Linked DNA regions of Mus musculus: all the other regions are linked to region 1. The links are chromatin loops, found by intact Hi-C in ENCODE. Cell type or tissue: heart. All regions are shown on one strand. Links, peaks and the distances in the headings refer to the core of each region. The heading gives the core; the rest is flanking DNA.

Evidence for each region. Peaks named below come from ENCODE experiments on the same cell type or tissue, not always from the same donor. Only the 100,000 strongest peaks of a DNase experiment are listed, where the experiment ranks them.
Region 2: it touches region 1 in a loop (7-fold over the local background); 34 of 42 quality-filtered maps call a loop at or near these places.
Region 3: it touches region 1 in a loop (8-fold over the local background); 18 of 42 quality-filtered maps call a loop at or near these places.
Region 4: a loop joins it to region 1, with 12 times the contacts of the local background. A loop is called at or near these places in 19 of 42 quality-filtered maps.
Region 5: a loop joins it to region 1, with 7 times the contacts of the local background. A loop is called at or near these places in 24 of 42 quality-filtered maps.
Region 6: a loop joins it to region 1, with 2.9 times the contacts of the local background. A loop is called at or near these places in 3 of 42 quality-filtered maps.
Region 7: a loop joins it to region 1, with 2.3 times the contacts of the local background. A loop is called at or near these places in 7 of 42 quality-filtered maps.

Annotation. Positions count from the first base shown.
Region 1 is chr19:29,354,150-29,358,461 of GRCm38, forward strand. It overlaps Plgrkt (plasminogen receptor, C-terminal lysine transmembrane protein), which reads right to left. Exons shown (of 6, transcript NM_026362.2): 3 at 4,168-4,254. The coding sequence starts at 4,248. Among named protein-coding and RNA genes, the nearest start is that of Plgrkt, 5.6 kb to the right of the region's middle. In heart, for the core only: CTCF peaks have their summits at 921 (motif pointing left) and 1,607 (motif pointing left); a DNase peak (open chromatin) is centred at 1,612; H3K4me3 peaks cover 971 bases; H3K27me3 peaks cover 440 bases.
Region 2 is chr19:29,061,521-29,065,832 of GRCm38, forward strand. No RefSeq gene overlaps it. Among named protein-coding and RNA genes, the nearest start is that of Gm9895, 3.6 kb to the right of the region's middle. In heart, for the core only: no CTCF peak of the experiment used is centred there; DNase peaks (open chromatin) are centred at 2,521 and 3,091; H3K4me3 peaks cover 1,151 bases; H3K27ac peaks cover 2,070 bases.
Region 3 is chr19:28,973,088-28,977,399 of GRCm38, forward strand. It overlaps the pseudogene Gm3621 and the pseudogene Gm4844. Among named protein-coding and RNA genes, the nearest start is that of 4430402I18Rik, 7.4 kb to the left of the region's middle. In heart, for the core only: a CTCF peak has its summit at 2,434 (motif pointing right); a DNase peak (open chromatin) is centred at 2,264; H3K4me3 peaks cover 770 bases; H3K27ac peaks cover 363 bases; H3K27me3 peaks cover 445 bases.
Region 4 is chr19:28,775,048-28,779,359 of GRCm38, forward strand. The region is part of intron 2 of Gm35922 (a long non-coding RNA gene); the gene reads left to right. Among named protein-coding and RNA genes, the nearest start is that of Gm35922, 17 kb to the left of the region's middle. In heart, for the core only: a CTCF peak has its summit at 1,951; no DNase peak of the experiment used is centred there; H3K27ac peaks cover 379 bases.
Region 5 is chr19:29,499,420-29,503,731 of GRCm38, forward strand. A930007I19Rik (RIKEN cDNA A930007I19 gene) reads right to left here. Exons shown (of 4, transcript NR_015567.3): 4 at 4,244-4,312. Among named protein-coding and RNA genes, the nearest start is that of A930007I19Rik, 20 kb to the right of the region's middle. In heart, for the core only: a CTCF peak has its summit at 2,280 (motif pointing left); DNase peaks (open chromatin) are centred at 1,812 and 2,292; H3K4me3 peaks cover 616 bases; H3K27ac peaks cover 776 bases.
Region 6 is chr19:29,802,953-29,807,264 of GRCm38, forward strand. 9930021J03Rik (RIKEN cDNA 9930021J03 gene) reads right to left here and starts at 3,057. Exons shown (of 8, transcript NM_172836.3): 1 at 2,330-3,057. The coding sequence starts at 2,922. In heart, for the core only: a CTCF peak has its summit at 2,583; DNase peaks (open chromatin) are centred at 2,259, 2,909 and 3,649; H3K4me3 peaks cover 3,179 bases; H3K27ac peaks cover 2,301 bases.
Region 7 is chr19:29,251,640-29,255,951 of GRCm38, forward strand. Jak2 (Janus kinase 2) reads left to right here and starts at 164. Exons shown (of 25, transcript NM_008413.4): 1 at 164-479; 2 at 798-880. In heart, for the core only: a CTCF peak has its summit at 2,349 (motif pointing left); DNase peaks (open chromatin) are centred at 802 and 2,312; H3K4me3 peaks cover 2,573 bases; H3K27ac peaks cover 2,506 bases.

The DNA of each region.
Region 1 (4,312 bases), core at 106-4,105:
CTAATATACATCGTTCTTGGTTCTTAACACAGTACTGAACTCATTGGCTGCCATCTTTACCCTGTTCAAGAATGTGTGATCCCTTGAGAGAAGAAATTACCAAGGCATTTTAGCACTTGATAAGCACACTACAGAAATTCACATAAACCGCTGACCATCGTAATGTCTAAAACGGTGTGTCTGGAAGTGTTTTTTATTATTTTCACATTAGGAACTGCTTCTGTAACTGTGACCCCATGACCAAAAAACAATGTTAGAAGGACAGGATTTATTTCATTTTCCAGGTTGCAATCCATCATGGAGGGAAGTCAGGTCTAGAACTCAAGGCTGGAACCTGGAGGTAGGGACCATGTGGAAAACACTATTTTCTAGCCAGGAGCTCCTATCCAGCTAGCTTCCTTATGCAGCCCAGACTTACCTGCCTAGGAATGGCGCTGCCCACAGTGGGCTGAGCGCTCCCTTATCACTCGTTAGTCAAGACAATCTCTCACAGACATGATTCAATCTAACTGAAGTAGTTCTTCAACTGAAATTCCCTCTTTTCAGGTGGCTCCAATAAAAATTAACCAGGGTCAGAACACTACATCTTCCATGTGCAAAATGCAATCTCACTAAAAACTAAGAGAATCTATATTACCTTAACTTTTCAGCACACAGACAGCCTGGGCTCTCATGTTTGGTTGGATTTTGTTTTTCTCTCATGTTGTTCCCTGAACACAGCAAATGACAAACTTTTGCTGCCCACTAATCTTTGCATTACCATACTGCTCTCTGTCTACAGTCCCACTGCATAACTAGGGCAGACATCTGTATATTTCTTTCTCTGTGTTAGGTTTCCCCTTTCCAGCCTACATCATAAAATCAGGATTCTTTCCAGGTTTTGCGGTGTTATAAAGTTGTTTGTGTGCCATCTAGTGGCACTGTGAAGAACTGCACTGTATAGCTCCTCAGTAACGGAAGTTAGAAGAAGCAGTTTCTACCGGAAAACTAAAAATTGACGGTAATATCGTTGTAACTACTAATGTGAGTCCCTTCCATCTTATACACCCCCTCCCTCTTCCTCCCCCACCCCCCACCCCCAGCAGTACTGACCCCAGAACCATGTGCATGCTGGGCAAAAATGCTCTACCACTTAACCGTAGCCTCAAGCCTTGTATGAAATTCTCAAAAACCATCTTTTTTTTTTTTTTTAAGGAAAATAAAAACAAAACTTTTTGTGGTTCTTGAGGAGGGAAACAAAGGCCTTGTCATAATAATCACCGAACATCTGCAAAAATGTCTAAACTCCTGAAACTATGTAGGTAGCGACCCTACAACACTTAGGATGCATTCTTTTCATGGAAGAAGGGCTGAATTTAACCAATGAGGTCGGTTTGCAAAGTTTGCAGTGAGGATAGGAGCCTGATGCAATTCAGATACTGCCGTGCACACAGATAAGTGTGCAGTGAAATTGACGCGCCATTCTGTACAAAAACCTCATGGTGACCAAAATCTCTCCCACTCATGACCTCTCTGATGCTCCTGGCAGGGCTTAGAGAAATAGGGAGAAAAGCAGAAAATTGCAGTTGAGCTGCACGGAGCTCCTTGCTCGATGCACCAGCGCCCCCTTCTGGACGCAGGTTCCAAGTGCTTCCCTCTTTAGTTTGCTAAAGCTGCATACCGGCCACCACTGCGCCTCCCTCACCCCCCAAAAAACAGAGACCACGATCTGGCTAGTTTAAACGATAGGAAAAAAAAAGAGAGAGGGTTTTTGTTTGTTTGTTTTTGTTTTTGTCTCAGTTCTGGAATCTAGAAATCAAAAAAATCAATGTATTTGATTCCTGGACAAGCTGTGAGGAGATCTCTGTCACTGGCTTGTAAATGACATATTTGGGGCACATGATTAAATTTCCTCTTAAAAGTCAACAACATATCAGATTAATACCCACCCTAAGGATTTATTTTAACTTGATCACCTCTGTAAAGACCCAGTCTCCAAATGAAGTCATATTGGGGTTGGGTTTCCAGCATACAAGTTGTTGAGGGGATTTCACACCAGCCAGTAACTGATGGTAAGTAATTTGGTGAGTTTTTGTTTAAAATAACCTTTGTTCTGTGGAAGCTACGTGAGCCTCAGGTGTGACATGTCCACTGTAGAGTCGGGAATCCAAGATAGGACAAATAGAACGTCTGTCTGCTGGAAAACGAAGGTAGTGTGTTGGAAGGTACAACTGGAGCCGTTCTCTTGCCTCTGGCCAGTCAGGTGACCACCAAGGACCTTGAACATTCTGTACATTCTTGATGGGTAGGTCAAAAAAAAAAAAAAAGCAAGGCCCTAGCTACCGGAGCTGAGCGATCTCTTGCTTTCGTGCCAGTGAACAACCCTGGGGCATGAAACGAAGCAAACGCCTCCACACTCCTCCTGTTCATGGTTCCTCACAGAAGCAGTAGATTCCCGACACTCAGTGTTCCCCATACCTGACCCACATCCACAGAGTGCATGGGCTTTGAGTAGCAGGAGGAAGTGACATCGGTACTTAGCTCACACTGCTTCCGTGCAGTGACGGACTCCTCTGGTGTAGGAGTCTCTGGTTTTCTGTAACTTCCAAGAGGAATAAAGAGGAATAGAATCCTCAGATCTTCACAGATCCTGAGGTCATGTAGTCTGATATAAGAATGAAACTCTTGTAGTTTCCACCCACACGCCATTCTTATTTCTGAGATACTGGGCTGATTCCTAACCTATACGTCTCCTCTGGCCATTGCTCCATTACAGTAAGACTTGCCCATTCTTTCCCTTTTCCCCAAAGGAACCATTATCCCACACCGAAACTTAAGTTTTTAACATCAGTGGGGTATGGTGGTACATACCAATACTCCTATTACTGAAGAGACAGACAGGAGGACTACAAGCTCAAGGCCATCTTAGACTACATAACCAGCTTGAAGCTAGCCTGGGCTATATGAAACCCTAACACTTAAAAAATATTTTTAATAGCAATGATAGCAACACCTAATATAAGCAAGAGGCATTATAGTACACATTCTATATAATGTACATTCTATATAATGTGCATAATTTTTACTTCTTGGAGCATCTCGGAAGTGTGTATTGCCTCTAGGGTACAGACCAGGAGACCGAGGACCGGTCATGTGCACAGTCAGGATGCTATGAATTGATTCATCCGGGTGTCTAGGTTATCTCTCACTTGTACTGCCCAAGAGTAGGGCTTTCTACTCTTAGAGCCATAACAGACCACAGGGGCCTCATCATGACCATTGTCTAAAACCTTAGCAAAACAATTTAGGTCGAACATTTTAACATTCAGCTGTGTAATATTTTAAAATACTTTGACAGCTTATATTAGATAATTCAGCAATCTGTTCGACTTTTTTTTTTCTAAACATCTACTGTACAATCCAAGGTCAAGTACCACAGTCTATAACAGTTTCCTAGTGCAGCTTTAACAAGTTATGATCAATGGTTAAAGGGCCAAAACGGGCTGGCGAGGCTCTGTCTCTCTGTTTCTTTGGCTTTTCCAGCTTATTAAGGTTGCCTGCATTTTTTGGCCCATGGCCCTGGTTCTCTCCATCTTCAAAGCCAGTAGAGTGCTTCTCAGGTTATGACTATGTTTAAGACTTTTATGGGTAACAGTATAACATCTAATTCTCTCTCTCTCTCTCTCTCTCTCTCTCTCTCTCTCTCTCTTTCTCTCTCTCTCTCTCTCTCTCTCTCTCTCTCACACACACACACACACACACACACACACACACACACACACACACGTTCTTATAAAGGTCCTGGAAGTTACAATGGATCCATGTTGATAATCCATGATAACACTTCTTTAGATGAACACATTGTAAATTCCCTTTCCATGTAAGGCATCATATTCCTAATATACTCACAGGTTTTAGGAGTTCAGAATGCCTCGAGGAAGAGCCATATTCTGTTCATAATATACTCTAAGCAATTACCTAGTGGTATAGAAATTTTGGCTCAAGTATCTGGATTGGAGACATGGGCTGTTCACCAGTTATTTGGTCATCCACTTCACCTTGTCTTTGAGGATGGAGCCCAGGAGCGTCTTAATTAGGAGTCAAAGGGAGTCGAAGAGACTGTGCCTCTAGAGCACCATTCTAGAAACTTAACAGGATTAGGAACATGGCATCTTAACTAGCACATACCTGAAGCCGAGCATGCGTAACCATGAACTCCTGTTGGTTTTTCATGTTTTCGTTCATAGATTTCGAGAATATAAACCCCATCTTGACCTAAAGTGGAAAATGCAAGGCATATTTAAATAACAGACTCTGTGCATCCTTATACAGG
Region 2 (4,312 bases), core at 58-4,057, 290 kb before region 1:
AATTCAATGAACAATGCTTGAGACAATGGGAGAATTGGGGAGGGGGTGGGGGGAGAACCCCCAAATCTATTCATCGTAGATGGCTCTGAGTAACTGTGACAGTTTGCGTATGCTTGGCCCAGGGCATGGCACTATTAGACAGTGTAGCCTTGTTGGAATAGGTGTATCACTGTGGGCAAAGGTTTAAGACCCTCATCGTAGCTTCCTGGAATCCGGTATTCTGCTAGCAGCCTTCAGATGAAGATGTAGAACTCTCAGCTCCTCCTGCACCATGCCTGCCTGGAGGCTGCCCTGCTCCCACCTTGATGACAATGGACTGAACCTCTGAACCTGTAGGCCAGCCCCAATTAAATGTTGTCCTTATTTAAGAGTTGCCTTGGTCATGGTGTCTGTTCACAGCAGTAAAATCCTAACTAGGACAGTGATCTATTTATGACCTATGAAAACAGGTAAGAAACATCCCTGTATACCTGTGTATACCATATATACTGAAACTGAAGAAGAACTAATGATCTTGGAGAGAGAAACTGTTGAGGACCAGGCACTGGGGAGATGTCTCTGAGCCTGACTGGGGGTGGGAGAACAGCAGATATACAACCAGAGGACCTGAGTTCAGATCCCTAGCACCCACTGAAAGAGCAGGTATGGCCACTGGCACCTGCAACCCCAGCACTGAGGAAGGGGGAATGAGGCGTGGAGACTGGTTGATCCTGGGGCCTGCTGTCCAGCCAGCCTAGTGAAAACCAGAGTTCCAGGTTCAGGTTCCTTTATCTTAAGGGAATAAGGCAGAGAGCAAATGAGGAAGTCACCTGTCCCCTGACCTCTCCCGGCTGGCCTGGCCTTTGTGCACTTATAAGGGCATCCTTACACACACACACACACACACACACACACACACACACACATAAACACACACACACACAAGCACACCCATCTACACATCCTCACATACACAAAGACTGTTACAGACCCGAGCAAAATATCTTTGAAAGCCATGCACTGCCCATCCCTGTGTCTGACCCAGGATGTATTCTTAACAGACCACCAGTTTCCACCAACCCAGAAGTTAGGATGTTAGCAGATCACATCTGGGACCTATAACAAAGGTTCCCTGCTTTGCTGTAGCCTGCCTAACTGTTGTCTCCACCAGTGTATTTGGTAACTGTCTTGACTTATGACTTTGTTCCATAATTAATACATCTCATGTGGCCCTTTGCAGTGGGATCTATCTTTCTGGTCTGCTTGGATCTGTGTTCCTGGGCTGTGGTCACCCACATTTGGCTCCAGAATAAACTATCCCATTTGAGGCAAGAACTGTGTTTTGTATCAACAGCAGAAGAACAGAGTGAGAAGTTTCTCCATGCCCCTTAGGGACAAAGAGTGGACATCCAGAAAAAGTCTGTTTTTGACTCCAAATAGCACCCACAGACATATATCTGTGGAGAAAGTTACACAGATATAAAAGGAATTCCAGGGGCTGGATCAGATCAGCTGTGGGCATGGTGTGATGTCATATAAAGAACGGGCTAGTCTGGGGCTCAGCAGGAAAGCCATGTTCATTCCCAGCAAAGCAAAACCAATACAAAACAAAAGGACTTAGAAGGCCAGGGGTCCGGCTCGGTGCATGAAGACGCTTGCTGACAGCAGTGATGACCTGGGTTCAACCCCCAGGACCCACGGGATAGAAGGATGCTGAGAAGGGGACCTATAGGACCTATACCTGTTTCTTATATTCAAAACCAAGTCAATCCAGGACATGAATGGGAGCCCAGGGCTCACCTGCAGCCATAGTTAAAAGCAGGGCAACAACATTCATATCATACTCACACCCCCATCTTACACTAGTAATCAAACCTAAGCCTTCAGTTGCCTACAACTGCTCTGGCTGTGGCTCCTCGTGCTACCTGCAGAAGTAGGGGAGTCCCAGGCCCCATTGCCTTTACAGATTTTTCGGCTTTTCTCTATATTTACTTTTTCCTCATGGATTTCCTGTTCCTCAGAATCACCTAGATGAGTCGTCTTTACCCTTCCTAATGTTGTGACCCTTTAATATAGTTCTTCATGCTGTGGTGATCTACGACCATATATATATATTTTTTGTGCTACTTTATAGCTGTAATTTTGCTACTATTATGAATGGCAATGTAAATATCTGTGTTTTCTGACGATTTTAGGCAACCCCTGTGAAATATCCCCAAAGGGGTCGCAACCCACAGGTTGAGAACTGCTGAGTCAGCCATTCTGTTTAAAAATACAGGTTCTCAGGACCTATTCTAGTCCATTAACTACAATCTTTTTAGAGGAGAGTCTAAAAGTCTGAACTTCATCTCAGGATGATTCCGGCTTGTGCCTAGTTTTAAGAAGTACGGCACTAGACAGGGCAGTGATGATATTCCTTTCACTGAGGACACAGCGCCTGGCACTTCACCAACACACCTGACTGCTTTCAGAATGAATAGGCGGAATGAGCTGCCCCGCCCCCACTCTACCCACGTGGCCGTGCCTGGCCAATGAACATTCAGTTGCTAAGATTCCACCTACCGGCAGGTGGCGCTGAGTCGACGTAAATGCCGTCCCAGGAAATGTTTTGCTGGAAATTCAAGCCTCAAAGGCAGCTCAATTGGATTATATTTTTACGTATTTACTTTGTCTGTAACTCTCACTTGTATGAGTAATTTGGTTTCTGATGGCGTGCTTTGAATGAGAGAAGCCAGGGAACGCAACCTGACAAGGCCTGGGAGGTAATGAAAGGACTGGATGGACACTCCTAATGGTCCTAGTTTTCATTCTCTATGAGCAAGCACTGTGTGTTATGAAATTACTCAAAGACACAAATGAGTCTGCCATTTCAGTAAGAGTGTAGCTAGCCTGTAATTTCTGTTAGTCATCTACTGTTTCCTTTATGGGTGTTTAATTGGACTAACCTTTTAAAACCATTTCCCTCACAAAGCTGTCTGAAGGGCTGTCTTGGCAGTCTTTTGAGACGTGGGAAGTCAGCCCACAGTTAAAGGCTGGGGCTCCGTAGCCAACGCCTCTTCCCCTTCCCCCAAAGGGCATCGGCGTGCAAGTGACTGATAGGGCTGGCCTGAACCAACAGCCAACTATCAGGCAAGACCATGGCCCCGGCTGAACTGGTTTCTTCTGCCAGCAGACCTTCAGCCAGGGGCCCTGAAGGAGGAACCATCCTGAGGTGCTTGCTGTCTTCCCAAGGCTCCAAGCCCAAAGCAGAGAGAATTGGGACTCGAAGGAGGAAGCAAGGAGTCTACAGCACAGACTCCTTGCACAAGAGGGCGTAATTCAAGGGAATCACACAGTTTAGGTCACACCATAGCATAGAGTTCCTGGGAAAGAAGAGAGGAGAGCAGGGAGGGGAGGGGTGGAAAGGGGAGGAGAGGGAGAGGGAGAAGGGAGGGGAGGGGAGGGGAGGGGAGGGGAGGGGAGGGGAGGGGAGGGAAAGGAGAATCTATTAAATTAAATGCTTTAAGGGCTCGGTGGTGGTGGTGCATGCCTTTAATCCCAGCCCTTGGGAAGCAGAGGCAAGTGGATCTCTGTGAGTTCAAGGCCATCCTGGTCTACAGAGTGAATTCCAGGACAGCCAAGACAACACAAAGAAACCTTGTCCCAAAAATAAACAAACAAACAAATACTGTGATGACTAATACCTTGTATGATAATTTTTTTAAAACAAATACTATAAAATAACAAAAGAACGGATACAATTTCTCATTTTCTTCCTTGAATAACCTGGTATACAGTTAGATAGGAGCCAAGCAAAACAGGCAACCAGAAGCCAGTGTGACCCAAACTGACTCGTAGGGGGGTGTCCTGTTTGGAGGTGTCTGGTATGAGCATAGGAGCCCAAGTGGCATGAAGACTGCATACAGATGTGTTTGAGTTAATGGGGGGCAGAGCTTCCCATTCCTGAAGAGCTAACATGCAACTCTAGGGAAAACTCTAGGGAAAGCTGCATGGGGTTGAGCTCAGAAGCATCAAGTCCACTGTGTGTGTGTGGAATAAATCTAGAGGAATGCCCGAGTCCTTACATGGTCATGTCCACATAGCCCCAGTTTTCTGCACTGGAAGGGAGGGAGATCAGCTGTGTTCTGGTTTCTAAACAGAATCCTTAAAAGGACCAAGACCCCTTAGGTTAAACGAGTGGCTGACTGTAAGACTAAGAAAAGTAGCTGGGTTCTTCAGGGCGCTCAGGCAGGATTGCAAGTACAAGGTCTTCCAGGACTGTAGTAGGAGACCTTGTCTCAAAGTGAAAAGTAAAACAGGGGCTGGAGAGGTGGCTCAGAGGTTAAGAGCACTG
Region 3 (4,312 bases), core at 100-4,099, 380 kb before region 1:
TTAAAAATCTGATATCTGCATATGTATCAAAAGATGGCCTAGTCGGCCATCACTGGAAAGAGAGGCCCATTGGACACACAAACTTTATATGCCCCAGTACAAGGGAACACCAGGGCCAAAAAAATGGGAATGGGTGGGTAGGGAAGTGGTGGGGAGGGTATGGGGGACTTTTGGGAGAGCATTGGAAATGTAATTGAGGAAAATATGTAATAAAAAAATATTTTAAAAAATCTGATATCTGATGATATTCAATGTTTTTCAGCTGAGTTTGAAAGAATCTGCAGAAAGGAGGTGAAACCAACAGGGTCATTGTAATGAGAGCTGTAACCATTGCAAAACAGGATTATATGCCAAGCGAGAGAGTGGTTACAAAGATCCAGGATTTCCAAAAAGATGAGGAGCTCTTTAGATACTGAGCCCTCACCCCAGATTCTGAAATATAGGGTGTTTCCTGGAACCAATTTTATGACTCTGCATGGGATGCTGATAAACTTTCAGATTCTGGCTAGTAGACGCCCTGCCCCCCGCCCCTCCCCACCTCCCCGCCTGCATCAGAATCTACACTATTTCCCATTCCTATCCAGGGACCAAATTGTGCTTGGACAGCCACGGTGCACATTAACAGAAACAGTTGTCTGGTTGTGCTCCCAGGCACCCACAAACACACTCTGAAGCTACATGATTACCTCAAGTGGGAGGGAGGAGTTAAAAAATGTACCATGGCATCCAAGACTATGAGCAGAACAACACCCGGGTGTACGCGGCGATGGAGAAGGGCGACGCTGTTTTCTTCTGACCTCTGCTCATTCTTTCCTGCCACTGTCAGTTCTGACTGCAAGCATATCAACCAGGAAGGGCACCAGTCAAGAAAACATCTCCAAGGGAGTTTTCAAGATAACGGAGAAACAGTACGGAGTCGAAGGAACCCTGGACTTTAAGGATACTTGGGTGTTTCGATGCCGACTTGTGGAAGGAGATAGAATAAACCTTTGAAACAGCCCTTCAAGTGTGAGGTTTGGCGGTGAGAGTCTGAGACAGAATAGAATTTTCAAGTGCAGCCTAAGCTACACAGCAAGATGCTATCTCCTCCTCTTTCCCCCATAAACAAAAATGAAAAGAATTGGTTCTTCATTATAATTCTTTTAAAGAGAACATCAAAGCAAGACATCGAAGGATTTTTTTTTTATTGAGATGTAATCTTTATCACCTGTAAAGATCAAGACGCATGAATTTGGGATGCATCAATTTAATTAATGTGGTGTGATTGCTTTAATGGTGTGAAATATTATTTAAAAAAATAACCTGAGGTATAACTAATAAAGGTGACTGAGTATAAAAAAAAAAAAAAGAAGAAAAGAAAAGGGCTAGAGGTTTCTTCAGGATTGAACTGCTGGTTCACTAGTGGTGTCTGCCTTTCTAGAAGACTGCTCTGCAGCTGCTGGGTCTTATTTGGTGTTTGCCACACCCCTGTAGAACTCCAGGTTGGGCAGACTGGTAGGCCAGGTTGATGTTGGTGAAATGCCTCCACACCTGGGCTGTCAAGGTCTCAAACAGGTGCTCTACCTCCTCCCGCAGCTGGACAGACTTGGCCCGCGTAGTCTGAGCGTGTCTGATGTTGTTACTGCTGAACTTGGCCCAGGTTTCAGGAACGGAGACCGTTTCGTCAAAGTTCTCCATGCCACGGAAGAAGTTAATGGATTCAGATGTGTTTTTTAGGTTTAAACATCTCTCCTCAATAGACTGTGCAGAGCTCTTGTCTGCGATGTCTTGCTCTAGGGCATGTTGAACATCTCGATTATCTTGCATCTGGGAATCAATTCGTTTAGCTAATTTTCTCATCTGATCTTGGCAACATTTAAGTAAATCTGCTACCCGGAGAAGGTTTTTCTCCCCGTTGTCATGGACCAGGTTAATCCCGATCCTTTTCTCCTTACTGTACAGATAGTCCAGGGTCACCTGCAGGGGACAGTTCACCTCCTTAGCGGCGCACTCCAAGCGCATCTTGAGGGTTTTCAAGTTGTTGATCTCCGCCATCAGCATGTCCCGCTCATGACACAACCCGGACTTCCAGAAGCGGATGTCGGAGAGCCTCTGGCCCAGGTTCCGGAAGGTTCCCTCTTGCATCTGGCGTGTCAGCTGCTCCTTATCCTGCATGATCCGCAGGGAGTCGTCTGTCAGCCGGCTGGCGCGGAGCCGCGATGCCTCTGCAATACTGATCAGCAGATCATTAGAGCGGTCCCATTCGCGTTGGGTATAACGATTGAAGTGCGGGGAGTGGAGCGAGGGCAGAATTGTGGACAGCCCCTGGTCGCCTGCGCTATCCTCCTGGCTTTTCTGGGTGGTGGCGACCTTGTAGAAGACTCTGGGTCTCCAAGCAGAGCGGCAGCGGGGCAGGTGAAAGGATTGGTAGCACTCCTGTACCTCAGGGTCCTGCCCAGCAGGGGGCGGCCACTGCAAGCCACAGTCTTTCTTGGAGCCACAGTAACTCGCTGTCTGAATGGTTCCAAGAAATTCCATCTTTCCCCATCAGACCCACGCGGGCAAAATTTGCCCAAGAGGTCAGGGCTTCTCAGGAACTAGGAGCCGCGGGGCTTCTGTGACTCAGTGCTGGTGTCATAAAGCGCGGGGAAGGGTCTTTGTGCCAATTCAGCAATCATGAGTTTGTAGAACACTAAATTTGTTTGATTTTTGTGCACAACCCCCGGCCTTTAGAAACAAACAAACAAACCCAAAACTATATCTTATGTCTATCCTTTTCCAACGTCTTTCTTTAAAACTTTAACTTTTCAGCTTTTGCACAGTTTAATATTTCAAGAAGAAATTGTACCTTTCTTTTACTATGAATAAATAAATGAACTCTTCCCTTGCTTTTAACGAACCGTAAACATGACATTTATATGTTAAAAATGACTAAAATTGCATCCTTTGGAAAACTCCCCCTAAAGGATCAGGCTACTACTATCTATATAGACCCACTGAACAACTTTAACTACATCACTATGGTAGTACTACATGCTGACTTGTATTATTCAAAAGATGGATCTGGAGGCATTTAAGACTAAAAAAAAAAGAAATTGACATTAAGTTCAATCAGGATACTGGTGTCACATTGTCTAATATAGTGGCTACATATAACTAAGTTAGCTAAAGCAAGATAAATAAATAAATACATAAAGTCTAGCTCCTCGCTTGCTCTGGTCACATTCCTAGTGCTCAGTAGCTACGCATAGCTAGTGACTATTACACAGACAATGCAGAGATTGTTCCCGTCATCAGAGAGTGTTTTAGGTTGCAATATTGCTCTAGACTTAACTGCTCTTCAAGCAGTTATGGGAGATAAGTTTTGCTTTGTTTTACAGTGTCAGGGGTAGGACCTAAGTCCTTGTACTCTACCACTGAGCTACACTGCCAGCTGAGAAACACACTAACGGCACCACAAAAAGGCATCCTGTCACACATATGACGTTGAGCTTTCTACATGACAACCAAAAGTTGTCATTGGCAATGTCAATGGCATTGTTAGAACAAAGGAAGTGTTGGCAATAACTGGTACAGATCTTAAAAATACCAATCACCAAATATTATAGGTGAGCTATTTTTACACCTTGATTTTAACAAACCAACTCAGTGTTTGAGAATTACAGGACATTTTTACAATGCTTGGAGATTGACTATATAATAGCCATTGATTAATTTTGGTAGGTATGGAAGCTTTTTTTTGTCTGTGTGGGGTGAACATTAACTTTGTTTAGAGATGCATATTAAGATGTTGCATTACCGTATTATTACTGTGTAAGTATGTGCCTGCCAAAGGCAATCCCAGGAAAGGTTTCTTTTGACTCAGAGTATGAGAGTCAGGCCTATCAGTGGTGGGCAAGATGAGGCAGCAGGTGAGTGACGTCACTGTCCACTTTGCTGTGTCCACAGTCAGGAAGCTAAAAGAGAAAGGCTGCAGCTATAACCCCATTGCTAGCCAGCTTGCCTTGCCCAAATGAAGCTGTAGGTTCCTCCTCAGTGGTCCCTGGGATGGGGCCGCCCACATCTAGTATGGATCAATAAAGGTTGATCATCATATGTGCATAGTGGTAAAATGACATAATGCTTAGATTTTACTTTCAAATATTTCAGGAAGCGAGTGTAGCAAAATCCTCACAATGGCTGAGTTTGGGTGATGGAGTTTAGGAATTTCTGTAGCTCAACATTTGTGTGTTTAAAGTATATACCTTCGCTGGACATGGTGGCGCATGCCTTTAATCCCAGCACTTGGGAGGCAGAAGCAGGCGGATTTCTGAGTTCGAGGCCAGCCTGATCT
Region 4 (4,312 bases), core at 246-4,245, 580 kb before region 1:
TGATTGGGTTGGATGTTTGGATGAGTTGGATGGATGGGTGTGAGTTCAGCACCATTCTCTGCCCATCATGTCGGAACCAGTAAATGCTCAACTAGGACTGGAGCATATTACAGCATTAATACCCCTCAGGACCGTGCATGAGCCTCCAAATGGCACATGTTCATTTGCCTTCTAGGAGATACATCTTGCCTTATTTTACTTGGTAGGACAGTTACCTCCCTCTTTCCCTCAGTTCCAGGACCACATTCTGTCTGTTTTGTATTGTTAGGGTCAGGCATCCACAGCTACATCCCCAAATCTCCAAATGCTTGTAGGATTTGGCTTTCTGCTAAATGCTAGCAGAAGGAAGAGACATTGTTTATTCCTCAGACTCTTTTGTAGCTGCTGGTATTTGTGGAAGCAGATATGGCCTTTCAGTGATCCAGCCTTCTGCACTAACTGTGGATCCTCATTGTTGCCAACACTGGCGAGGGTGACTGTGCTCAGCATTCCTAGTATTGGCTGGCCTAGGAACTGAATCGTATATTTTAATGATGGGTTTTCTTCCCTTTTAGTCTCTTGGTCCTTGAGGCTGACCACTACATCATACAGATACTGATCTCTGAATGCCACACAGTGTCACATTGCCATCTCCTCCTCTTGCTTCTCTAGTTCTCTTATTTGCTTTTCCTTCCAGGCCTCCTAAGTCCAAGATCTACGTTAAGTCCATAATTCTGAGCATGGTAGAGTCATTTCTGTTCTTCTGACAAAACCCTAACTGATAGATTTGGTAAAGGTGAGAGAAATATAATTATACAAGGTATCAAAAAACTCGGGTTTGAGAGCATTTCATTTGTTCTAGAAGTTAAATGGTTCTAAAATAGAGATTAAATGGGATAATTGTATCACTGTTAAGTAGTATATTACTAGTTTGGATCATAACTGCCCTCCAAAAAGCCCATGTGTTCAAGCCTCAATGGCCGCATCCATGGAAGCTGTAGACGTTTAGTATGTGAGGGGTAGTGGAAGGAGGAGAGTTCCCTGGGGCACATGCTCTTCAAGGATGCTATTTTTCCACTCTTTGCTTTCTGGACACCATGAGGTGACAAGTCTTTTGCACTGTATTATGATCCTGCTGTACTATGCCAAACTGCCACAAGCCCAGAGCGACATGGCTAAGTGCCCATGGACCTCTGAAATTGCATGTCAAAAATGTGTGCTTTCTCCTTGTGAACTGCTTATCTTAGGAATTTCTTCCAGTAGTGGAAATCTGAAGGTTGTACACAGTGGTGATTAGAATATTCCAGACAACCCAGAATAGTCCCTCATTTTTCTTGTCTTAGTATTATTGTTGTTTTCTTAATCTTTTGTGTGTTTCGAGACAGGGCTTTACTATATAGTCAAGGCTGGCTCCAAACTCACTAGAAAGCTAAAATTCCAAGTCCCAGGATTACAGGGCTGAGTGACCACACTCACTGCCCTGAGTTCTTTGATTTAGTATTGGGATGAGACAGCCAAAGAGTCCATGGGAGAGACTTGCAAGAAAAGTGAAACTTTGACCACATCTTCTTGTTGCTGTTTTAATTTTGCTTTTCACACAAACCTACAAGGATCTCTTTCTCATAGATTATTCTATGAGTTCCAAATGACCTATAATTCTATTGTTCCATGGTTTCCTTAGTATTTTATCAGGTTTATTATCCATCAAAGCCTTGCCTGGGTTGATCTGAGTGTTCGTTGGGATGCCCAGAGAAGTCGAGGTATCAGGACTCCATACCTCCTAATCTCCAGAGTCAAACTGCTGAAGTAAGGGAGTTAGCATTAATGCATTTTTTTTCTGTTGCATAGATGATTAAACCTCTCAAGATCAAGGCCCTTGTACCTCTGATGTAATTGCAATTGCATCTAACATGGCTTAAGCAGAAAAGCCAAGTCTATTCCTTTCCCAGTGTTCCGTGTGAGGGAAGATGCTCATGATGACCAGGTGGTGTCACTACCACCTAATTAATATATCCAGCTCCTTGGAAATCGTGTCCCACAACTGCGCTGGACTTCTCTTGAACTCTGATTCTATGCTTACACTTCCTGTTTGCCTCCCTTTCTCAAGTGCACAAACTTTGCCAAGAAAACCAGGGACTCTACACAGCTTGGGTTCTCTGAGAGCAAGCAGTGGTGTGTGTTCTGGTGGCCAGGCCTCACTGGAGAAACAAGACTAAAAGAGAGCAGAGGTCATCGCACTAGCTTCCTGGTGTTTGTATCCTAGTGACCAGGGAAGGATCCACTTAATGGACGAGTGAGAGAAGCTGGGTTCGACCTCTTTGTCTTCTTAAATCACCCTTTACAATCTTGCCAGTTTTCAGTAACATTTGAGTTGAATAAAGCTGAATTTTCTTTTTTATGTCTACCACTGCTATACCATTGTTATCCCTGGATAAGCAAATATCTAAGTTTACTATGAAGTTCTTATTTTTATTTGTTGGCTTAAATCTTTTTGTGTAATATATTTTTATCATATCCTTTCCCCTTCCCCTAACTCCTCCAAGATCCTCCATAGCCACCCAACTTCATGTTCTTTCTTTAAAAAGAAATCAGAACAAACAAAAACAAAATAAACAAAAGCAACACACACACACACACACACACACACACACACACACATAGAGTCCATTTTGTGTTGACCATCAGCTCCTCAGAATGTCATGGAGTGTAGCTGATATATCTATCATTGCTCCATTAGAAGAAACTGATTTTCCTGTTCCCAGTGGGTATTACAAACAGCTTCTTGGTTAGAGGTGGGACTTAGTGTCCACTTCCCCTTCTCCGTGTCAGGATTTTGTCTGTCTTGAATGTGTGCCAGGCTTAACGCATGCTGCCACAGTCTGTGTGAGTTCATGTGTGCATCAGCCCTCCTGTTGTGTCTGGAAGGCATCCACCATCTCTGGCTCTTGGATCCCTGAGCCTTGAAGGGAAGAGTTTGAGAAAGACATTCTATTTAGGGCTGGGTTGGCCAAAGTTTGTGGCCATTGTTCATGTATGGGTCTCAGAGTTAGTTCCTCTCTGCTACAGAGGAAGCTTTTCTGACTAGGGCTGAGAGATATGCTGACATATGGGTATAGCAATACATTATTAGGAGCCCTTTTCATGTTTGCTTTCCGTTTTCTGTTTGTTTGGTTTTTTGCTACGCTTCTTTATAAAAATAACAGTAATAGCTGTCTTCCTAGATCCCAAGACCTCTCTAGTCTCAGGTCATGAACGATTATGACTCATCTGGGTAACAAAGAACCTGTGCATCTGGCAGAAGTTATTGGATTATTACTTCTAGTTATTCACAGGCTTAGGATGCTATGTCCTCCGATAGAATTGTTCCTGTACAAGCTCAGACCTGGAAATAATATTTTACCCTTTGTGAATTCCAATCCTCTGGTTGCACTAAAAATCCACAGAAACGGTTGGAAGGAAATAGAATCTAGATTTACGAGCTTGAAAGAGACCTTTAAAGGCCCCTGTAGCTCTTCTCTGGTAACAGCCGACTTAATCTCCGTCTGAGCCCCTGTGTCCAGCAAGGCTGGTTTCCTGGATAATCCCCCCTTCTTTGTGTTAACTGCAGGATCATTCTGTGTCTAGAGTATAAACTGCAACAAATTGAGGTATTGGCTAGCAAACAAATCTCCAGTAATAGAAGTAGACTCCCTCCTTGCTCAAAACAAAGGTCTTTCTTTTTCTGTTGTCCCAGGGAGAACCTGGGTCCCCCCATCACACCTAGGTTATGCCTCCCCTGCATTTACATCCCTGAAAATCCATCTACCTCAGTAGGCCCTCCTTACGTTCGCAGGATGGCTGGAGGAGTTCTGGTCTGCTAATCATCGTTGCACTTACAGGGCATTAAGCTCGTTCCTTCTATTCCCCACATGGTGCTAAGGAAGATATGACCACTGGAGGAGGCTGGGCTTTCATGAGCTCCATCAGGGCAGTGGTTCTCAACCTTCCTAAAGCTGCGACCCATTAAATCGCTTCCTCATGCTGTCGTGATCCCCAATCATAAAATTATTTTTGCTGCTACTTCATTACAGTAATTTTGCTACTGTATGAAATGTAATGGTAGGTCACCCCTGAGAAAAGGTTGTTTGTGACCTACAGGTTGAGAACTGCTGCATCAGGGAAGATTATTAAAACAATAGCCATGACTGCTGGAGAAGGCTGTGGTAGTTTGACTAAGACTGGCTTCCACAGAATCATGGTTTTATACCTGGTCCCCAATGGGTAGAAACGTTTGGGAAGGACTAGGAGGTGTGGCCTTATTGGAGAGGCTGTGGGCTTTAAAGTCTCAAAAGAC
Region 5 (4,312 bases), core at 149-4,148, 150 kb after region 1:
CGAAAAAAGAAGGCTTCAAGTCATTCTATTGATAATCCTGTCCTGTGGATGAGAAAACACCGAACCTTGGGATAGTATAGCTGTGGCAGAAATCTAAACCCACCCCCCACAAAGCAAGAAAACCACTTTGAAATACCATGCTCATGATGCGCAACTAATCTGTGACTTGAAAAAAAATAGTTTTAGCTCATTTTCTTGGAAGAACAAAGAGGGAGATAGAGAAAGAGAGAAGAAGGATGAGGATGAGAAGAAGAGGAAGAGGAAGAAAAGGAAGAGAAGGGAAAGAAAACAAAACAAACAAACAAAGAAGTTTGTGTGGTAGAAATGGCTCCTAGGATAAGACACATGGCTCAGAGTGAACATTTTCATTTACTTAAAGTTTAATTACTCACCCACTCCATAATTCTAGGGCATCAGGCTCACACAGTAGCTTAAAAACGGAGGCATGTCTGGTCTTTGGCCTCTTCGCTGCTGTGCTGCTATCTGCTTGTCCTTCGATGTCTGATGGGACCCTTTTATCTTGGCAGAATTCTGAGACACTCTCAGGAGAGTCCTTCTTTTGTTCGCAGGCCTACATAAGGAATCTTGCTGCTGTGTTTGGGTCCACAGCACTCAGGGCCAGGCCCCCACAGGCTCTGTTCTCCTCCTGGAGGTCTCAACCTGTGTATGGAACTGTGACAAGTGAGACCAGTTCTCCGACTCTTACAGAATCCATTTCAAATCCGCTGCCCCTACCCTGACTTGCTCTGCACAGAATGCTTGCCTGCTCTTTCTCTTCTCAGGGACAGGCCACCTTTCTCCTCTTCCCCTCCAAAACCCCAGTCTTCCACTCTCTGTCCTTGCTTGCTTTTTCTGTCGCTGCGATAAATCAATCTAATCAATATTACTAAAGCAATTTGGAGAAAAGGCTGAGGCAGAAAGATCACCTGGGTTCATAGGTTCAAGACTAAACTGGACAACAGAGCCAGAACCTTTTTTTTTTTTAAAAGAGGAAAAGAAAGCTGGAGGAGAAGAAGAATGGGGGAGGGAGGAATGGTGGAAATAGACAGTATATGTTGTGGGGTAATATCCTGTAGAATATAGGTCACGGGTGTCAGCCTCCTACTTCTAATGATTGTGACATGGGCTTTGCCAAGAAGAAACCTGAGGCAATTTACTCAATCTGATATATTTCCTCAGACCAATAAAGGTCAGAGGACAAATGGCCTTTATACAATGTTATTCCTTATGACAACACTTATAATAGAAGCCACCTGAAAATAATCTACACTTCTACTGATAAGTAGCTGGTTAAAAGGTAATTGTATTCTTCTTAAGTCGAATACAATTCAGCCATAAATTGGCATAAGGAAGATCTCTGTGAACTGCTGTAGAGAGATCTTTAGGGTATTTTATGTGGAAATAAAATCATGGTGCAGGACTCAAGTATGCCATAGTTTGAGTAAATCGTTGAAAGGAGCATGTCTTTATCTATACGGTTGCATGTTTATAAGTATGGGAACCCAAAAGAGTCGGTTACTTAGAGAGAAGAACTGGGTGGATGTGGAACAGGGAAGTGAGAAAGGAGACAGAACCCCGGAGCATCCCGGCAGGAGATCCATGCCATATTCAAGAGGCATAACCACAGGATTCTTTCCAAGGGTGTGGACAGGGCTAAGAGCAAAAGACAGGGACATAGCGAGCAAGCTTCGGAGGAGAAGCGCTGCGGTCCGAGGTCCTGAGGAACAAGGGAGGCAGGGGAGGGAATTAGCGAACCGGCACTCAAAGAAAGCTTTTGTTGGTGAGAAAGAACAAGAAACCCAGCCACTGTGGCCTCACTCCTCCAGCTGAGAAGATAGTGGGCTAGAGGGTCCCACTCAACCCTCTCCTGACTGTGAATCGCTTATTAGTGCCTCCTAGTGGGCAAATTGCTGATGTCGCCGAACAGAAAGGGTTGTCTCAGCCTCCTTTCCGCTAAGCCCCTGGAGCTGACCCTGCAGCTGCAGCACTGTTCTGGAGGGCATACAGGGAACAGTCGCCATTGCTTTCTCTGTAGCTCTGAGGAGTTTCTCTGAGTTTAACCACACAAATATGAAACATATGAAAAGGAGACAACTTTCGTCCACACACAGTAATAGTAATAACAATAATGATAATCATTAAATATTAACAATTAATAATAACTAATATAATAATAAAATTTAAAACCCTCCAAATGAAGGGTTGGAGAAATAAGTTTCCAAGACCTTTCTCCCAGTCTAACTTGTCTCTGAAGCTCGTTTCACCAAGTCTCAGTCCACGGCGCCACCTAGCGTCCAGGAGGAGCTTCACATGCTAGCCCTACTGCCTCCAAGCCTCCTGGCAGGTAAGCGGTTTTCACTGTCAATCAGACTCAATTGGGAATGATCTTCCATAAAAGGGGGATATATTTTGAAACTTAAAATATTTGGAGTTTTTTTTTCTTTTAGAACAATAGTGGGAAATTATCTACATTCATTTTTAGATTGATTCATTATTATGATTTTTCTGGGAGAATATCTTTCAAACTGCTTCTAAGGTAAATACCGCCTGTGACACCCCCCACCCCTACCCCACTAAAGATTCTGTGAGCGGCTTCTGAGTTTGTCCCTCCCCACTTACGTGTTCTTAATACAGAGCATCTCAATCCTGGCTGCAAAACACTCACGCGGACAAGCTTCTGCCAGAGATGTCGTTCTCACTGATTTGTGGAGGGGCTGTTTAAAGCATTAATGGGCACAGCGACCAGGAGCCCTTGCTTGTGCTACTGAGGGCCCTGAGGTGAGGTACGCACCTGCGACTAGGAGGTGCAACTAGGCCCGTGTAAAGGATGTTCGAGCTCCGTGTTCCTGCTCCTGATTGCACACTTTGCACCCTGCCTCCTCTTCTGCCATCACAGGTCTACCCATATTCCAGGGCCTGACTCAGAGTTATCTCCTCTAAGACTTGCTCCATTCTCATTCCCAACGTTAGAGTCTCTGATAACTTTAACAATGACTTCTATAATTCTTTTTTTATAATAGAAAAAAAAAATTTTTTTTTTGTTTTTACATAGGGGCTCACTATGTAGCCCAAGCTAGCCTGAAAGTCATTCTTGCCTCAGATATCTTGAGTTCTGGGATTACAGAACCATTATCATAATGGTAATAATTACCATATAATATCATATAATATTAATGCTTATAATATATTATCTAGAATATATTATGCCAAGTTTAAACTATTCATTTTAACCTACCAATTTTTAGCAGTTAAAAGTATAATATTTATGTGAGATATAAATTAAACTCTTCAAAATAGGAAGTGTGACCAACATAAGGAAACAGCTTGAAAAATGGGGGGAAATCTTTGCCAGCTATAAATGTAAATCTAGAATACACAAAAACAGCAAAAATTAAACACCTCATAAGACTAATTGCAAATTAGTAAATGGGCTGATGAACTGAACAAGCAGTTCATGGAAAAAGGAAAATAGCCAAAAGATATTTTATTAATATATCGAGCTATATATTACAGAGATATAGAAATAAAAACAATATGGTACTGGCACAAAAACAGACATGTAGACTAATGGGGGGGAAAAAGACCCAAATACAATACAAACGCACATAATAACAGCCATCTCATATTCGGCCAAGATGCCAAAAATGCACACTGGAGAAAAAAAACAGCTCATTCAACAAAAAGTGTGGGAAGAACTGGATGTCCACACGTAGAAGAATGAAATTCGAGCCGTATTTATAAACCTGCACCAAAGGCAGGCTGCAACTCTAAATGGATTGAAGATCTTATTGTGGAGCCTGGAATGCCGAAACTGTTCAAAGAAAACATGGGCAGTGGCACCGCAGGCACAAGAAATGACTTTTGTTTTGTTTCCTTTGTTTTGTTTTGTTTTTCAAAAAACAGGGTTTCTCTGTGTAGCCTTGGCTATCCTGGAACTTCCTCTGTAGACCAGGTGGGCTTCAAACTCATAGAGATCCACCTGCCTCTGCCTCCCAACTGCTGTGTTTAAAGGTGTGTGCCACCATCACCTGGCTAAGAAATGACTTTCTGAATTCAACTCCGTTTGCACAGAATTTAAGGCCAACAATTGACAAACAGAACCTCGTAAAACTAAAGAGCTTCAGTGCATCAAAGGAAATAATCAACCAAGTAAAAAGAAAGACCATGCCCCCAAAAGGATTAGTATTAATGTCTAGAATATACAAAGAACAAAAAACAAAAACAAACAAAAAACCCTGAACATCGAAGAACAAAGAACCCAAGTTTTAAAATGGGCTACGGAGCTGAACAGTACATTCTCAAAACACAAGTG
Region 6 (4,312 bases), core at 179-4,178, 450 kb after region 1:
CTAATAAATCAGAAACATCTATTTTTTTTATTAACTTTACAACATTGCTAGTTTAAATTCTAAGTGTAGACCTCATGGAGCTATTTCTGAGCATAAGCTATTAGGAATAATATTTATACATTTTTATGCAAAAGAGAAATAACCTGTCATTTTGTAGACAAAGATTTGTTATTCACACAGTAATTTTGAATATATCTATAGTTGCGCTGTATATACATGCTAACCTTTAGAACTTCCATAGAGCTATCCTGTCTCATTCTATGTGCTATTTTTGCCATCTGTAAAACTAGGTGGATGACAAGAACACTAAGGTTCCTTCTGTGTTTCAAATCCTGTGACATCAGTCTGGAGTATATTTAGCTATCTAACAATAATGACACGTGGGACTGGAGAGTGGCTCAGATGACTAAGAGCACATACTGCTCCCTCCCAGAGGACCAGCGTTTGATTCCTAGCACTCACCTCGGGCGGCTCACAAACACCTGTAACTTCAGCTCCAGTGACTCTGACAAACTGTGGCCTTCACAGGCACCTGCACTCACATGCATATAAGCCCTCTGCCACAAGTTAAAATAAATCTTCTTTTAAAAAAAGTTTTTACAATTTATGACATTTGAATGGACTGCTTTTTAAATATGTGCCATTTCCACTACACTACACTGTAAAGAGTAACACAGTTTAAAAAAAAAAATCACCAAATAAAAATATTAAACTTACAAAGCTAATTTGTAAACACTTAACCTATTACCAAATAATTCTACTTCACTGCAGAAAGCAAAAACAACTTTAATCTGTTTAAAGAGAATCTGCCTTTTAATGAGTAAACACTTACTATATTATTCTTTTAGTGAAATTATTAATAAATTTTAAAATAGTATATGAGAAGCCAAAGACAAATGAATAACAGATTTTACACATTTCATACAATGCCCAAGTCCAGATCTGAGATAATATTCATTTTATTACACTACTGTGCTTAATACATTGAGTTACATGACCTATATTATTGACTTTGTTAAAAAAAACCTCATTTAGTCCTCACAGCAACCTTTTTAGTAGGGAATATTTTATAGACCCTATTTTATAGACAAGCAAACAGGTCAAAAAGTCAATCAGTCAAGCTCAGCCCGGTAATAAAACTCAAACCCCCATTCCAGGAGCTGGAAAGATGACTTAGCACTTAACAGCCCTTGGTGCCCAATCAGGAGGACTTGAGTTCAGATCCTATTACCATGGAACCAACCTGTAACCCCTGCTCCAAAGGAGATGAAGACTGGAGGCTGGCTGGGGCTTGCTAGCTTCCAGTCTCTTAAAAAAATATGCAAATCTCACGTTTTCCCAAAGGAAAAAATGTAGAGTGTTGGCGGCCACCAGACACTTTCTTCTGATTTCCACTGCATGATCATGCCCCATCCCACACAGTGCACATACACTCTCTCATACACACAAAATTAAAAATCCTGGTAATTAATTAATCTACTTTAATTAACATTTCTAATATTTTAACTTTTCCATTACTGAAAAAGTTAAATTAACTGGGTTCATGTTCACTATATACTGATTATTGTATAAAACACCTTCAGTGTCCTATGTTAACTTATTTTCTCTTCTCTATTTCATTTAGTAATAAAAGGGGGGGAATCATATAGATGGTGTATACCGAAAGCCCTGTACAATTTGAATTATTTATAATTTCTAGTAGAATAAAAAATGTTTGAGGCTGGGTTCAAGAGTGCTTGTCTGGCATGCTTGAAACCCTCTGTTCTATCTAGCACTGGAAAAAGTCTCCGACAGGCCCACACCATGCAAGTCTAAACTTATGAAAGACGTTGTGTTGGTGCATTCATTTCTTGTCACTGAAAAAAAATTCAATTTCCTCATGAAACGGAAACATTTAATCACACTTAAATTCCAAATGGTTGAAACAGACAGTATGCTCGACTATCATTCCCTACGAGCAACATTATTTTTCTAAAGGTATCTCGCCCCACGTGCCGTTGTAAACTGTCTATAAGTGGCGGGTTCAACTTCCATCCTACAAAAAGGCTTTCGCCTTCTCCGGTAGGTCTTACGTCTTGAACCTTATCTACCTGTTATATCCGAGTTTGGGGTTCTTAGGACAGGGCTACCTTCTCGGCTTTGGCGTGGGTGCCCACCACACCCCTCCGGTCCCGCGCCCAGCGCGGCCGCTCCTCCTCCCGCGGTTCTAGCACCAACTCAGCACCTATCAGCGCCGCCCCCCAGGCCCTGGCCCAGCCCCTTCTCGGACACGTGTGTGGGTGTGTTTGTGTCGGTTTGTCAGTCCCACCGGGGACCCGAGCTCACTTACCGAGAGAGAAGCGCCAACTTCTGCTCCAGCAACATCTCCAGCTTCTGGCCCTGTTTGGAGATCCAGTGGTCGACACCGTGCAAGCGGTAGCAGGTCTCCAGCATCAACCTGAAGTCCGCCACAAACTCCGTGATGCCCCTGTACTGGCCGCTGGAGAACTTCTCCTCCATCTTCAACAGACACATGCCCTGGCTGGGCTGCTGCGGGGGGACGCGACTGCCCCGGCCCCCGCTGCGCCGCCCTTCGGCCACCTCTTCTTCCCCGGCGGCAACGCCCCCCAAGGGCTGCAGGAAAGGGGCGGTGAGGCCGCGGTGCTTCTCCTGCAGGAACTCGCCCAGGATGCGGTAGCCCTGCTGCAGCTCGTAGGTCAGCTCCTGCTCCTTGCAGCCACCGCCTGCGACCACCGTCGTCTCCGACGCCGCCGCTTCCTCCTCCTCGTCCACCGAGGAGGCACTCCTCCGGCGGACCAGCCCCGAGGCCCGGGCCGCCGCTGCCACCACCACCTCTTCCTCGTTCCCTTCTCCGGTCGGCGGTGGCGGCCGCTCCTCCTCCGCGGCCCGCTCCATCTCCCCCGGTGGCTCCGGCACGCTCATGCCCCCGGCAGGCCCAGGCTGGGTCGAGAGGAGCGGCCGCTCCGGGCACCGGGGGACGCGGGAGCGCGGGCCGCTTCCTCAGAGATCCGCGGCGCCGCGCAGCCCCTGCCGCATCGGGCCTTGCTCTCCTCCGTCGCCGGCCGGCCGGGGACCCGCGCGCGCGGGGGTCTCAGGCTCGCGCCCGAGGGGCGGGGTTACATGGCGCGCGGGGGAGGGGGGAGAGGAGAGCTAGGTGCCCTCCTCTCCCCTCCCCCCGGCGGCGCGCGGCCCGCGCCGGCTGCACGCTCCACACCCGGCCCGGCCCGCGGGGCCTCGGCGCCCCACCCCCTCCCGGGCCGACGGGGCGCTGGGAGGGGGCGAGGACTAAGAGGGCTCGGCTCCTTCCCGAGTGGGCCGCAGCCCCGGGCCGCCGCGGCTCCGGCTCCTCCTCTCCCTCACACCCCCTCCCGCCCCTGTCTACCTGCGGGGGGACCCGGGCAGGAGGAGGCGGCGCACGGACCGGGCCGGGCGACGACTGTCAGTTAGAAGCCCCGCTGGGCGGGAGGGGGCGAGGGGAGGGGAGGGGCGGGGAGGAAAGGGGGAGGGCACTCAGCCCCCCCGGCCGGGGAGAGCCGGGGAGAGAGGCGAAGAAAGAGCTGCCTCCGCCATGCCCGGCGCGCATGCGTAGTAGCACGGGATGGCCCCGCCCCGCTACGCGAAAGCCCTGGACTTGGCTCTCCCACAGGCTCGGAGGCCCAGGGTGTGGCGCGGACTAATGATGTCATCAATATGCGGACGTCTGTAAGGGGTGGGGTGGAGGGAGAAACAGAGCGCCTGCGCTGGCGCAGTCTGGAAGGTGAACCATAGACTGAAAGTTTCCTTTTGGTGAGACCCTTACTAGTTCTAAAAATTTTACTGTTAGTTTTCTCAAGGCAGTTACTAGATAACCTTTGTTAACACAAGTGAATAACGAGAGTGAACAAGATTCAATCCTCTCCGTTGTAAAATATTCTTTGTACCTCTCCTTCCTTGTGACTGGGTTTTGTTTTTTACAAAAAAAACAAAAAAAACCCCAGCGTTTAGAAAAGTTTAGAAAGAAAAATTAAGAGCTCCTCAAAAGAAGAGTGGTGGCCTGTAGAACTCTAGTTCTCGAAAGCGAGTCCTGTTTTCTATTGACTTTTAAAAACCGAAAAACACACGAGATCTTAAGTTCGGCTAAGAATTTAAGAGAATGCAATCTCACTAAAAAGTCTCCATATGTCTATTCTAAGCTGTACAGCTTGTCACTGGTGTGGCTTTAAAATCTCGCTACATATTTTTAAATGACTAAAATATGGACTCACTACATTAGTTTACTTGTTGCTTAAAATGACGGGGAAATTAATGAACCCCAAATAGATGTCACAGCTTT
Region 7 (4,312 bases), core at 171-4,170, 100 kb before region 1:
CCGGAGCCCGCCGAGCAGGGCAGCTGAGCCGGCGTCGCGGGGCCGAGCGGAGGCGGCGTGCGGCCCCTGGAGGGCGGAGACGGGCTCGGCGCGCGGTGGGCGTGGCGTGGGCTGCAGGAAGCTGAGGCAGAGCAGAAAGGGGGCAGCAGCGGCCACCGCCGGCCTCCCGCCGCGCTGACAGGCTGGGCGGGCCCCCGCTCTGGGCGAGCTCGCGCGGCGTCGGCGCCTCGGCCGCGGCCCCGGCTCCGGAGGCGCCCGTCCGTCCCGGCGAGGGCTGCAGGCGGCTGCCGGGTCCGCCGCTGCGGGATGTGAGTGCGGGCCAAGCCCGCGCGGGAGGGCCCCCGAGGGCCCAGCCTGGCGGCCGCTCGACCCTGCGCCCGGCCCGGGGGCTCCCTAGACCTCGGCCCGCCCGACGCGTCTCGGAGGAGCGGATCCTGCGCGCCTCGGGGCGCTCCTGTGTGGCCCGACCCGTGTCGCCGGTGGGTGCAGTCCCTGGCTGCTGGATGGGGGCGGGGGGCAGCGGTTCTCCCTGCGATCCCGCCTCCTGCTTTCCCCTTAGCCCCCTGCTACTGGCAGGGAACTTCAAAGCTAGAAAACCTGCGGGTTTCCGACAGCCTAGGAAGGAGTGGCTAGCTGTTGATAAATGCATGCATCCCCTTGTGCCTTAGAACCCGACCCCCCCTCTTTCTTATTCTTCTGTACATTTTTCTAGTCATCTAAACAGCGCAGAAAAAAAAAAAGAGAGCATCTATTGGCCCTGGGTTTTTGAGTTAGTGACTTGCTGCTTCTGTTTTTAGGTTCCTGAAGCAGGCGACGGGAACAAGATGTGAACTGTTTTCCCTCCCCAGAAGAAGAGGCCCTTTTTTTCCCTCCCGCGAAGGTGGGTGTTAGCGCTCGGGGCTGCCTGGGTGCTGCAGTTAAAGACAAGGGTGTCTGAGATCTGCGAGCCAGTGCCTGCTAAGAAGGCTGGATGCTTGTGTACAACGGCAGGACTAATTGTTGCTTACTGCGAAAATGGCAGTGTTGAACTTTTCCTGTTGCTGTGGGAGAGTAATTGGGTGGTATTTATTGTGTCTCTTGGATCCTTAAAGAAGCGGTCTTTGTTGGTTTTACAGTGTGGTCTTGCAGAGGAAAACAATAAGTCGTCTCTTTCTCCCCCTTTCTCCCCAGTCTTAATTTTCAAGGAATTGAAATAACCTGTTGAGGGAACAAATTGGTTGTTTTTGCTGGGTTTCTGCTGCCACATTGAATGCTTCCTGTATTCACCTGCTTGCTTTGTTGGTTGATTGCTTTCCGGTGGTTACTAGTCTATCAGGGGAAACTCCTTTTCCCTGAATGAAAGGACCGAGCCGCTGAGTGTGTCACAGAGAGGAGGAGAAATGCGGAGAAGGGAAACAGAAGTGGGAATAAAGAAGCCGGAGGTTGCTTTTGGTTTCATAATAGGTTTGTATGAGTGAGTTGTTGGCTTACTGCAAATATTCTCATATAGTTCCCAGCGGATTTGAAAATGAATCATCAATTTCTGGTCCTCTTTCTCTATATCCTTTACCTGTTTACTGTTTACGGTTCCAGCTATTAAGATCATTTGGTTGTATGTGAGCTGGCTTGAGTGTGGGACGTCTGCAGACTGGATGTGCCCAGGACTTATCCTGAGAGTACTGAGCGGTGCTACAGGCATGAGCATTTACCTGTACAGGAGAGCTGCAGTGTGTGGAGGCTAGATAAGCACTTATGTTTATTTTGGCTTTTGTGGAGTATTGTGGAACTTGCTCTGTAGACCAGGCTAGCCTCCAACTCAGAGATTTCCCCTGCCTCTGCCTTCCAAATGCTGGGATTAAAACCACCACCCACCGGGCTTCATTTGTTTCTTTTAGTGTCTTTTCCTTTGTAATTTGAAGGTGTCTTGAGTAAGGTGTCTTGAGTGTGAAAAGTAAACATATTTTTTTTTCTCTACTTTACCCAGATAGGCTATTCTTGAAAGATGGGATCCCTTTCTGGCAAAATAGAGAAGACCATTGGCTTTGGAGTTAGATCTGAGCGTGCAGTCTTAAGTTAGGATAATGGTGTTCTTCCCATTTAACAGCAGTGTTAACTTAAAATTTACTTTCTCAGAACCTTGTGTGGGGGTCGATTGGATGCATGCAGAGCAGTAAATGGTTTGGTCGCTTCTGAACGTCTTAGCTTCTCAGAGCTGGGCAGGCAAAGGAGGTTCCTAGCTGGCCCGTGCGTAGCTGGTCAGTCCCTGGTGCGGCTTCCATAGAGCATAGAGAAACTGCATGCTAGTGTATCTACAGCCTCTGTATGGAAGGGTTTGATGCCTAAGCCCCGTGGTGCTGCCCCCTGGTGGTTAAGATGCGCAAAGACTTGTCCTTTGCTCCTCCCCCATTACACTGTTTTTCCTTTTTAGGCTCCCTCGCTTAGTTCTTAGTTTCCCAAACTGTGTCAGGTGTTAGAGCACCAGGGAAGGCTGGCTCTCACCACTTAACCTGAGGTAGTTTCAGAGGTAGGAAGTTCCATCCGTTCCTATGGGGGTGTGTGTCTTTGTAAAGCTGTATCTTCAGAGTTTACTGTATGAAAAGCTGCTATTTAGTGTATGACAGTGTGGAACAAGAAATGACAATGTGGCAGTGCTTAGGATGATACCAAGGGGCTGAGGAATTGTCAGAATCAGAGCAGCACCAGACCCCCCAAGAGTATTAATGCTAAGTTGTTTGACCCAACAAGGAGTATTTCCTTGGTTTAAAAATAATAAATAAATTGCTAACTTTCAGGATTCCTCAAGTGGAGATAGTCTGGGAACATTTTCATTTGGTTGCAGCTGGCTTTTCTGATAACAGTTTTCAATGCAAAGCCTTAGTTCATAATGGCATAATGTCCTGCTTCTAATAATGCCTGTATGACGTCTGCTAGGTTCTTCTAAGAATGCCTGCATGCTGTCTGTGAGGTTCATTCACATTGTAATTACTCCTCTTGTGTACCTGCCTCTCTGGACACTTCATAGTTTTTATTTTCTTCTGCACAGGGCTCTTACCACTACATTTTTTGATAATCTTTTTGTCCCAAATGAAAACTGATATTTTATACTACTGCTGTAATTTGGATCTTGAATGTCCCTGAAAGGCTTTTGTGCCAGAGCTTTTGTTGTCTGAGATACTAAGATGCCAACTTCTCTTCTGCTTCCCTGCTGCCATGGCAACCAGGCCTTTCTTATTTTAATAATACTTTGCTGGCTAGAAAGACAGTGTTGAGCCCTCTACATTTCCCCACCATTTCATAGAGCAGGAATAGTTTATCTGAGTTGTAAAGGCCCCTAGACAAGACACTGCTTCAATGTCCGTGCTCAATCGCTCTGTTTGTATTTCCTGGGTCGCCATAGGAGAGACTTGACAGCATTACTTAAGAGCCTCCTTTCCCACTGTTCAATCGCATTTTTCCTCACTCCAGGCTAAGTCCTTTCTGACAGTTGCCCCAAAGCCTTATTAGGCCTTTACTTGACTTCCTCAAGGAAGACTTTGGGTGGGTTCGCATCTCTTTCCAGCTACTACAGAACGGTCCCTTTATCCAGTGGGTCTTAGAATTACATACAGGATTTACTGAAATATATATTGTTGCATTCTGTCTCCAGAGTTTGTGTTTCAGTAAGTCCGGAGTGGAACCTGTACATTTGCATTTCTTACTTGTTTTCCAAGGACCACCACACTGTGAAAATCACTGATTTAAATTGGTTGGCAAAGATTTTTTTTTTTCTGTTAAAGAACATAGTTTTTAAGCGGTGTTGGCAAGATTGTCTCTTTTGCTAGTCTATAGTGGAACCTTTGTAGCACAGAAGTAGTCATAGGCAGTGCATAAGTAAATGGCACGCTGTGTTTCAATGAAGGCTTATTTATGAGAACAGCCAACTGGCTGAGTTTGGCACATGAACTAGAATACGAAAGTTCCCAGTTCTCACATGATTCCACCATCTCTGTGAGTTACTGATGCACCTTTTATTTCGAGCAAACCTTATTAAAAGAGCCATGTTTGTCCTTTAAAAAAAATCTTTCTTAAAATTTATTTTCTTGAGCAAGCCACACATTTAATGTTTTATTACTCAAAAGTATTTTTGTATATGTGTTACTTTGTGAAACAGAGAAGGGCTTGTTGGATTAGAAGCGGCATGTGTTCCTGATTGCAACACACACACTCTGCCAAGTTAGTGTAGAAACACGAAGTGCTTTTTATATCTCTACTACAATGTTTTCAGGTGGCCTGATTCTAGCTAACTGGGGACATGGGACTACTCATAGTCTGATCATTTACAAACTTTTAATTT